Linked DNA regions of Homo sapiens: region 2 is linked to region 1. Evidence: read pairs that join two places in POLR2A ChIA-PET (ENCODE). Cell type or tissue: OCI-LY7. All regions are shown on one strand. Links, peaks and the distances in the headings refer to the core of each region. The heading gives the core; the rest is flanking DNA.

Region 1 (5,220 bases), core at 402-4,401:
CAAGGCATGAGGAGGACATGGGGATGGAGGACTGCGACTAGTACGTGTCGGGGGTCCCCAGGGTGAGGCTGCGAGAACGGAGTGTTTGAGAAGCAGCTGGAGCACCGGGGTCATGTATGTGGGGTGTCATGTGGACCTGCCACCGTCCCCCAAAGCCAGAGCCGCACAGTTCCCCGGCTTTCCTGCTGGCACAGACGCCGTACGCAGGAGGAGGTGGGCGCTCTGGGAGCTCCCCGATAGTCTCCACACCCCGACTTCAGAAGGTGAGGTGGTCACAGCGGGAACATCCACCTGTGGAGGCTGCAGTGGGTGAGGGGATTCTGGCAGGCCTCTTGGCACAGAGCTTGACCAACGGAGGAAGCCACAAGAACGGGCTTCTGTGCGGCCGCGGCTCCAGCTCTGTGCAGAGCCAGACCAGGAGAGGTGAGAGGTTCCTTTTTCCAGGAGCAACCGGGCATCTTCCTTTTCTCATTTCTTCACAACGCCCCATCTCCCTCCAGCTCGACCTCACACTTCTGTCTGAATAACTTCCCACAAGGCAGACCATTCCCCTGCTAAGCCTCTCTATAATGCTAGAATGTGCTTCCTTCTCTCCAGCTGGAATCTGCTCCCTGCCCCCACCCACAGCCCTGCCGTGCCCCCCAGAGACCAGCTGTAACCCTTTTTCCCGAGGGCACTCTTTGGCTACAAACGGGTGGCCATTATCAGCCCCTTTCTTCTGAAAAAGTGAAAAAACACACTCCAACTTGACAAAGATTGCCAAAATAGCATAGTCCAACTTCCTTAAAACCGAGCCACAAAACTAAAACTCTCCAGCGAGAGCCTAAGCTATAAAAGCACGATACGCGTCACAGAATGAAACCGTGGCATGAACACGAACTCTCTCACTGGCACGGCTCGTTGAACACAAAATATTTCTAAGTGAGTGATCTATTAATCACCAAAACTAGACAGGATGACCAGGCAGAGACAGCCCAGCTGAGCAGATTGCTCCCCAAGCCAACTCCTCAGTCCCTCCTTGGAACTCGGGGAGCATTTTTCCCATAAAAACACTGGGGTGCTGGAGTTCCCAGGCCCACCTCAGTGCACTGAGTCTCCCACTGACCACAGCCTATAAAAAGATCTCTGTGTGGAAACACAGCCAGAGTTTCCCTGGGACCACCCCCCCACCCCGACCCCGCCCAGGCTCCTGTCACTGCCGTGGAGGGCAGGGTGTGGGGGAGGGGGCCTCTTTCTGCCTGAGGCACCAGAAGGGGCAGCAGGGGCTGCAGGCGCTGGAGGGTCCAGGGCTGGAGCGGGGGACTCTCCAGGACCATGGGGCTGGGCGTGTGGAGGCCCAGGGCTGGGGGGTGGGTGGGAGCCAGGGTGGAGGGGCCTCTCAGCCAGGGCTTTCCCCTGCAGGCCTGAGTCTGGCCATCTCACCTGCAGACTACTGTGAGCTGCTGGATCTCCCCACTCTGCCTCGGTGCCCTACATCTAACAACGGCAGAATGTGACACCGATCTAGAGCTCATGTGCACATTAAACAAGATAACTGGCTCTTTTTACTCTTATAAGCAAAGAAACTGAAGATGGAAAAATAACAAAAACACAAAAAGGAACTAAATAAACATCCAGCCCGCCCACTGCGGTTCCTGAAATTCAGGGTGTGCTGATGACTGTCTCCTCCCTCCCGTCTCCTCCTCCCTCCCGTCTCCTCCTCCCTCCCGTCTCCTCCTCCCTCCCGTCTCCTCCTCTGTGACTGGGGCTCTCCATGGAGGGACGGGCCTGTCCCAGTGGCCCCAGGGTCTGACACTGGGAAAAGAAGGAGGAGCAGGGGGTGGAAAGCCCTAGCACCAGGGGATCTCTGCGTGGCCAGGATACACTTCCTCAGAGGGACACACAGAGCCAGCGTGGCGAGGAGCCAGGACACACTTCCTCAGAGGGACACACAGAGCCAGCACGGCGAGGAGCTAGAGACTTCCCACCCTTGGGAGGTGCAGGTTTTTAAACAACTGTAAAATGGACACATAACACAACTCTGGGTTCCTGCATCTATTGCTGACAGAAGCAATCTTTTGGAGGCAAATAAAACTTATTATATATGGTGAAACTAAACATATTAGGCAAATCTTTCATGTATAAATTGCCTGCAAGAAATGAATGTCTTCTGCCAGAAAGGAGAAGTGAGAACACGGCAGAAAGAGAAAGCATGAACAGATCATTCAAAACACCGGTCACTTTATCCTGGATTTGGTTCCGGGTCCTGTTTCTTTTCATTAAGGAAGTTTATCCTCCCTCCACCTTAAGACTGATTAAATGACATGATTTTCATTGTACATAAAATAGGAAATAGAATTCCTTTTATTCTACAAAATACATCTCCACCACACGAGTGTCGGGATCCCTCTGGTCTCGGCTTCAGGTGCCAGTGCGTGTGTAACCCAAGATATGCTCCTCCTCCTACAGAGCCGCTGGCCCACAAGGGCTCTGAGCTCTGTCTGCCCACCTGGGGTCCTCCTGGCCTTCCTACAGAGTGGCTGGCCTGCGAGGGCTCTGAGCTCTGTCTGCCTACCTGGGGACAGCAGCCCTTTCCGAGGCCGAGGACTGAGGCCAGCAGCTGCAGGACCACAGAAAGTGAGAGAACGACATTTGGTTTCTCTTTAACGCACAAATACAGTGGCACCTCAAACCCACCGGCCCCTGGGCAGCTTCTGCAGCACAGCCTGTGCCTCAGCCCATCCCTGGCCCACAGCGATGCCAGGTGCACCTATTCCAGCTCTCAGGGACAGAAGTGGGGACAAAAGCGTGAGGTGACGATGAAACCCGAGAGCCTGCGGACTGTCAGGAGTGTTAGAAGAAAAGAGGAATATTTCGGAGGAACTCTCCTTACTTTGGAGAGGTTTTTTTAAATCATTGAACCAAAATGATAAGGATGACATCAGAGAAATCTTCAGTGAAATAAGACATTCCTGCCTACTTCCTTTTCAATCAGTCCATGAAAAGAATCCCTGTGCACAAAATTCTTTAAACACAGAAAGTAAGTTTTTGATTCCTCTTCATCCCACACTCTCAATTCGTCTATTATACTTTTCTTGAGAAAATTCTGGGTCTCACCCAAATTTCCTGAATTGCTCAAATTCAGAAAGCACTTTGAAATCTTAACTTGCTGGTTTAAAAGCTGGTTATACAACAAGGGAAGAGCAAAAACACGTTTTAACTTGTCAGACACAGGCAGGCGGGTGGGTGCACTCCTCAGACACACAGCGCTCTATCACACTGGTGTTCAGGGCCATGGCAGTTCTCTTAACAAACAGCTTCCAAAACACACGCCGAGGCCACCTGGGTGTCACAGAAAGCGCCCCCAGAATTAACTCACCTAGAACCCGCCCACAAGGAGACAGGGAAAGGCAAACAACCCGTCCTTCCTGAGGGCATCAAATGGCAAATACACTTTCACAATTTGAAAACTTTATGAAAAATAAAAAATATATACATCAGAAATTGTGACTTACCGCCATCAGACACAGTTGCAGACTGAAAGAAAAGAGAGAGAGACATGAGTTAATTAAGCCTCATGACAAAACTCCAGGAAACGAAAAGTCCATCTGAGGAACACAAGGGGCAGACTCTGGGAGGTTCTCAGAGGCACTCTCCAGGTGGAGGTGTCCCGGGAAAGCCAGACGGCCCAATGAGTCAAGAGTCACGGCTCCCACTCCGCCCAAACTAGGTGACACCCAACAAGAGGAAGTCATCCTTTTCATGTGAAAAGAACAGATCCCAACATGTCTGACATTACAGTCTTAGTAACAGCGTCAATGAAACCAACTTCACAAACTTCAGTAGCATCATGCCCTGTAAGTGACACACACACTGGGGGCAGCCACCAACAGCCCACTCAGTGCCCACGTGCCGTGACGCCACCCAGGACCACACTCGGGGGCAGCCACCAACAGTCCACTCAGTGCCTGTGTGCCATGACGCCACCCAGGGCCATACTCGCCGCCCCTCACGCTCTCCAGCATCACTGCCCTCCCACAGGAGTGGAACGGGGCCTAGAGAGGCGCAATGACCACTCAGGGTGGCAGCAGAGGAGTCAAGCCCAGAGCCAAGCCCCGGATCTGGTGCCCGCCCACCCAAGCAGTGCAAGAGCGGCCACCAGCAGGAGGGTTGGGGAGACGCCTCCGAGGAAGGGGCTTGGAACAGTGGAAGGGGCTGGAGGAGAGCAGGGTGGCTGGCTTAAAGGCACCAGGGACAAGAACAGACAAGTCAAGTTATGAAGGAGGGGTGGCAGGCGGTACCGGAAGGCCAGCGTGACCAGGAGGAGGCCGAGAACTCGAGACAGTCAGCTGAGCCAGGAGGAAGCCGAAAAGAACAGGAAGCCACGGCGGCCCCAACGGGAGCCCTGATCAGGGCGACCTGGCACTGCACTGGCAGGAAGGGCCCAGGGCGCAGAGCCGTCAGGCAGGTACGGGACAAGCCCAGGACTCAGCCCAGGAAGGAGAGGAATCAGAAGAGGCTGGCTCACCAGGGGACACGGATGCCAGGAAGTGAGAGGGGGTGAGCAGAATGGAGCTCCAGAGGCTGGACAAACCCGTGTTTGATCTGATCCCTGGGCAGGCACTCTGCTGCTATCTAGGCAGGAACCCCTTCCTGCGGGGACCTCCCAGACGGCCTGGCAAGGACCCACTTCTGTCCTCCTCTCTGCCAAGGCGAGGGCTGCCAGGGCCAGGGGAGCGAACGAGAAGGTGCTGCCGTGATGGGCAACCTGGTACCTCCTGGCCACTCCCGAGAAGTGGAGGTCACTGGGGCTTTAAGACCCCCCCACGCCAAAGTCCAAACAAGTGAGGCCCAGAGGAACCTCCCAAGGGGGAGGGGACCAAGGAAAAGGAGCCAGGGCTTCCAGCTGCTGCCCCTACCGTGTGGCCCTCCGGGACACACACTGTATGGGTTTTAACACGAGCGGTACACCCACTGGAATTCTGCACATCCTGTCTGACCACCCCAACCTCGGCACAGGGCCCCAGCCCTGCCTCCCAGCCTGCCGGCAAGGGCAACCATGCCCCGACGCAGCCTGGCCATCCGGGGTCCACTGCCAGCCCTGGCCCTGCGACCTACACCAGCTATGCGCATCCTCCTCCCCCGCAGAGTCTGTCCTCTGGCACCCAAAGTAAGCCCCCTGACAGGCACTGTGTGAGACCACCTGGGGCCAGCTTCGGAGGGTCCTGCCCCCCAACCCAC
Region 2 (5,220 bases), core at 580-4,579, 570 kb before region 1:
AGGTTGCTATTACTGTTATTAAAGAGACCTCAAAGCCAGAAGTTGAATCTTGACTGTAGCTCTTGCACGTACACGCACACTCTTGCAACTGAAACCACTCAGATTGTCCTAATGCTGCGCCCCATAACAACACCACCTGGAATTTTACGTTTGTTTTTAAGCATCAGTCGTAATCTTCACTTGCACCCGAACACACTGCACCTGTGAGAGCCACGTGACATTAAAAAAATCCCTTCAGTGAGGCCGGGCATGGTGGCTCACGCCTGTAATCCCAGCCCTTTGGGAGGCCAAGGCAGGTGGATCATGATGTCAAGAGATTGAGACCATCCTGGCCAACATGGTAACACCCTGTCTCTACTAAAAATACAAAAATTAGCTGGGCGTGGTGACGCGTGCCTGTAGTCCCAGCTACTCGAGAGGCTGAGGCAGAAGAATCGCTTGAGTCCGGGAGGCAGAGGTTGCCGTGAGCTGAGATCGTGCCGCTGCACTCCAGCCTGGCAACAGAGGGAGACTCTCTGAAACAAAAAAATCCCTTCAGTGCCTTGATCCTTCCAGATTCAGATCCAAGAGAGATGACATTTGTCCCTCACCAGAGACTGCACACCAAGATAAAGATTTCTTCTGGCCAGGCGCGGTGGATCACGCCTGTAATCCCAGCACTTTGGGAGGCAGAGGAGGGTGGATCACCTGAGATCAGGCATTTGAGACCAGCCTGGCCAACGTGTTCAAACCCTGTCTCTACTAAAAATACAAAAATGGCCCAGCATAGTGGCTCACGCCTGTAATCCCAGCTACTCAGGAGGCTGAGGCAGGAGAATCGCTTGAACCTGGGAGGTGTAGGTTGCAGTGAGCCGAGATCGCGCCATTGCACTCCAGCCTGGGCAACAAGAGAGCAAAGCTCCGTCTCCAAAAAAAAAAAAGAAAAAAAGATTTCTTCTGTGTGCATGGCTCAGCTCTGTGGTCCACTAGCGTCCTTCTTCAATCCGCTTCCAATCTACGGAATCAGGAAAGACTGAACAAACCTAGATTAATATTTTAGTATAACATAATACAGTGTTACTTACTATGGAATTGACCGTATATGCCCTTTTGCTCCTTGGAGGAAAGACAATTAATAGCTATTATGTGAGTTAATAAAATAAGCCCAGGATTTATGAGTATAACTAACCTGTTCCCATTGGTTTTCCTTGTCTCCTGCAGGCAGAGAGCTGATCAAAACAGCAAAAGCAAAGCAGTGCCCCTGGCCCAGTTCTGAAGCCAACCTTCCTTAATCACCCAGACCCATCCCTGGTTAGGACTTGCTGTGGATTCTCAGGTGACTCCATCTCAGGATACAGGGACTGAGAGGGTGTATGCAACATCTCAGACCCAGAAACCGTTGATTCTGCCTAAAAACACAGCAATAACCACATCCCACCCTCTTGATTTAAATGAAAGGGTTTGGGGGAATAAAAGATGAACCTCTTTTTTTCTTTGTCAGATCTTGCGTTCATTTGGTTCTGGTGTGGAACAACAGCTATAAGAGAACAAGTGTATTCAATTAGAATTAATTCCCCTCTCTTATTCTCATAGCTGAGCAGGGCTCAAGTGCCTCTCATCTGAAAGAGGTAATAAGATTTTATCTGTCTCCTCATCTACCTTTTGCAAGTATACTTAACAAATTCGCTCTCGGGACTCTTCCAAATGGAGTTTTATGAGGGATTTGCTAAGGTAAACGTTTTAGACTTTGAACACAGTTCAGATTTCAGGGGCAGTACTGAAATCTGAACTGTGTTGCTAACTGCCCTGCCTTTCAACTCAAGACACAATAACTTTGAACTAAAATAATTATATTTTTGTTGTTTTCCACTCTGTCCCCACGTCTCTATCACCACCACCCCCAAGCCCACCCCGCAGGAACTAAGTCCTCCTTCCTATCCCTGCAAGATCAAAACTCCTCCTGCAAGCCCCGCTAGCTCTGTCTGCTCGCCTTCGTGGCAGATATCGCTATTGTACTTTTATACTCATTTGTGTGATAAGTACTTCAATGTCTACTTCTTCCACGAGCCCCTGAGCCCCTGGAGGGCCTGGACCACACCTAGTTTTTCTCACTGTTACATCTCCCTTGCCAGACACATGGTAGGCGCTTAATAAGTATTTGGTGAACGAATGGCTTGTTTGGTGACAGTCCAAAGGCTGGGGGACAGAGGGAAATCTCCCTCCTATCGGGCCCCAGACGGGTGGCGCTGATGGAGAGGAGGCTAGGATAACGCCTCCAGGACCGAAGCGCGCACCCGTAAGGCCCCTGCCAAAAAGACCTTCCTGAAGGCGGAGGAACTGCGAGAGTGCCTACGTTGGCCCAAGGCCTGACCCGATGATCTCGGGGACCCTTGCCCTAACCGGCCCCGCCTCCCGGGCCCCAAACCCGGACTCGGCCCCGCCCGAAGCTCCGAATCCTGGGGCCCGCCCCTGGCCCCGTGTCAGCAGACCGTGGGCTCGCTCCTGGACCTGCCTCAAACCCTCCGCAGGTAAAGCCTCCCGAACTTGAGCCACACTCCAATCCCCTCCTCAAACCCCTCCCCGTTTCTCACACCCCGGACCCCTCGATCTGTCTCGGCCCCTCCCCAAGCCCAGCTCCCTCTCGGCCCCTGAGCCCAGCCCCGACCCTCCTCCCAGTCCCTTGGTCCCTCCCGACACCGGCCCCTCCCTAAGCTCCGCCTCCCAGGGCCCGCCTCCTGAGTGCAGCCCGCAGCCCAGACTCGGCCCTGCCTCCCGGACCCTGGGCCCCTCCCCACGTCGGCCCGTCCTAAGCTCCGCCTCCCAGAGTCCGAGCACCGCCTGGCCACGTGCTACGACATATCAACGCCCCACCCTGGCCCCGCCTCCTGAGCCCTTCTCAGGGTCTGACCTTAGCCCCGCCCTAAGACCTGTCTCCTGGGCTCTGCTCCGAGTCTCACCTCCTGAACCCAATCATCGTTTACCCCCACCCTAACGCCCGCCTCCAGGACTCTTATCCTGCCCCCACGCAAGGCCCCGCCTCCAGGACCCGCCAACCTGGACGCTTCCGAAGCCCCGCTTCCAGGATCACCCTGTCCCGACCCCGCCCCAGGACCCGCCAACCTGAACTCTCCCCAGGACCTGCCCCAACAACGCTTATCCTGGCCCTCCCCAGGCCTCGCCCTCATGACGCTCATCCTGGCCCCACCTTAGAAACGCCACCACCACTCTCCTCCTGACCCTGCCCCCGGGCCCCGCCCCCTCTCTGCCCCTGCGCACTACCCTGGGCCCGCCCCCTCTTCAGTCCAGGCCCGGCTTCCGCCCGGTCTCCCGGCAACGCTGCGGCCCCGCCCACGCCATGGCGCCCTAGGAGAACGCGGGGACAGAACTCTTGCTGCAGAGTTTCGAGCGCCGCTTCCTGGCGGCGCGCTCACTGCGCTCCTTCCCCTGGCAGGTGGGCGGCGGGGCGAGCGGAGAGGCCCGCGGGGCTCGCGGGAGTCCAGGGGCAGACGGGATGTGTCTCCGTGCTGAAGCCCCCGGCGCTCCCGCCACGTGAGTGCCTGGGCTCCCGCCGGTCAGGTCGGCGCGACCCGGTCCCCGTCCCTGGGGCCTGGCCAGAGTCGCTCGCACCCCTCCTGCCCCGCGGGCTGGCGGCGTAAGCTGGGGGCGTCTCCACCGTCTTGGGGGGCAGACGCGCGCTCGTTGTGGGGTACAGTTCACGATCATTTTCACGACTTTTTAAAGGCAGTAATCGTTCTGGTCACTGCGACACAGCTGCCCTCGCCCATTCTAAAAAGTCAGCGCCCTCAGGACCGCAGGTAACCACGTCCTCCTGAGTGCGGTGACCAGGTCACAGGCTGTCCCTCGTGCCTCAGTGTTCTCATCTGTATGTCGAGCACTGCACAGAATCGGCTCATGCGCTGAGGCTCTCACGCCTGTGATGGAAGAGACAGAGAAGGGGGTGGCCTCTTGTCTCCCTGGGGACCTCCCATTCTCAGCACAGGCGCATGGCAGGCAGCAGCCTCCCTTCTGCCAGCAGAGGAGCTTAATGCACCCGGACACATTTGTAATTCATGTGCGGTGAGCTCACTGGGATGAGTCAGTTTGGATATATATTCCTCCCTGGGTCTGCCCCATTTTATGGGGTGTTGCTTAATCGTTTGCGTTATTCCATTGACATGAAATATTTGCACTCAGAGATCATTTCTGGTCAGGAGAAATTTGTGCGTTTTTAACCCTAAATAGAAACCTTCCTAAAAGCATCATAGGTCTCCATTCAATATTGACTATAATTGTTCACATGCCCACGCTGAATGCTAACTTGGGCTCACCCTCAACACCCACGAGGTGGGTACTATTATTATCACTCACATTTGACCAGAGGGATTGTTTGATTAGGGTGCAGTAGTTGAGAGTTCAGACCCAGGAGACAGCCTGTCTGCTTCCAATCCTGGCCCAGCCCCTGGCCCTGTGTGACCTTGGGCAAGTGACTGCATCTCTCTGTGCTGTTGTTTTTTTCTTAATAAAATGGGGGATATAATGATAGCTACCTCTTAGGGTTGTTGTCAGGGTTGAGTACAAAAGCCTGTGGATCAGTGCCTGGCTCATGGTAAATGCATGTCGGTGTTAGCTAGTGTTTTTATTCAGTCTCGAAATGTTTAATAAATGCCTTCCGTGAGCCTGGCACCATGGATCAGCAGTACCCATGACAGATGAGGCTCTGCTTGCATGGGAGAGCCAGAGAATAAACAAAGAAATGAATAAACAAGAAAAGACCAGATGAGAGTGGCTCTAAAGCCAATAAAACAGGGAAATGGTGAATGGAGCAACTGGGGAGAAGAGTCACCAAAGTCGGGGAATCAGGGAAGCCTTCCCCAAAGAGGTGGCATTTAAACTGGGGCCTGACTGGTGAAGCAGCCAGCCATGGGAAGGGCTTGGGGAACAGGATATGCAAAGGCCCTGTGGTGGAAACAAGCCAGCTGTGGTTGAGGAACAACAGCAAGGCAGCCAGTGTGGCTGGAGTGGAGTGAGCAGGGTGGGCCAGGGGTGAGGGAGAACAGGCCAGAGAGAGGGATTAGGACCAGGTCTTGTAGGGCCTTTCACAGCATGGAAGGAGCTCTGAAGCAATGAAGTGCCTTGCCCTGTGTCACATACCAGCCGAGACAGTCTGCCTAAGTCGGGAGCCCAAGTTCGCTGCTGGGCTTGAGGCCCCTGTAAGAGGACAATGTAACCCAGGCTGGTATG

Evidence for each region. ChIA-PET counts read pairs that join two places held together with the same protein. Peaks named below come from ENCODE experiments on the same cell type or tissue, not always from the same donor. Only the 100,000 strongest peaks of a DNase experiment are listed, where the experiment ranks them.
Region 2: POLR2A ChIA-PET joins it to region 1 with 5 read pairs; 2 of 35 experiments call an interaction of 5 or more read pairs at or near these places.

The regions. Positions count from the first base shown.
Region 1 is chr4:3,384,712-3,389,931 of GRCh38, reverse strand. RGS12 (regulator of G protein signaling 12) reads right to left here. Exons shown (of 18, transcript NM_001394154.1): 4 at 3,495-3,516. Among named protein-coding and RNA genes, the nearest start is that of HGFAC, 55 kb to the left of the region's middle. RefSeq lists enhancers at 863-1,012, 1,703-1,972, 4,269-4,348. In OCI-LY7, for the core only: no CTCF peak of the experiment used is centred there; a DNase peak (open chromatin) is centred at 2,171; H3K4me3 peaks cover 1,322 bases; H3K27ac peaks cover 1,354 bases.
Region 2 is chr4:3,953,534-3,958,753 of GRCh38, reverse strand. LOC105374358 (a long non-coding RNA gene) reads right to left here and starts at 2,357. Exons shown (of 3, transcript XR_925069.3): 1 at 1,169-2,357. It also overlaps the pseudogene FAM86EP. RefSeq lists silencers at 318-612, 2,368-2,437, 2,688-2,767, 3,188-3,627. In OCI-LY7, for the core only: no CTCF peak of the experiment used is centred there; DNase peaks (open chromatin) are centred at 2,853, 3,183 and 3,943; H3K4me3 peaks cover 2,049 bases; H3K27ac peaks cover 414 bases.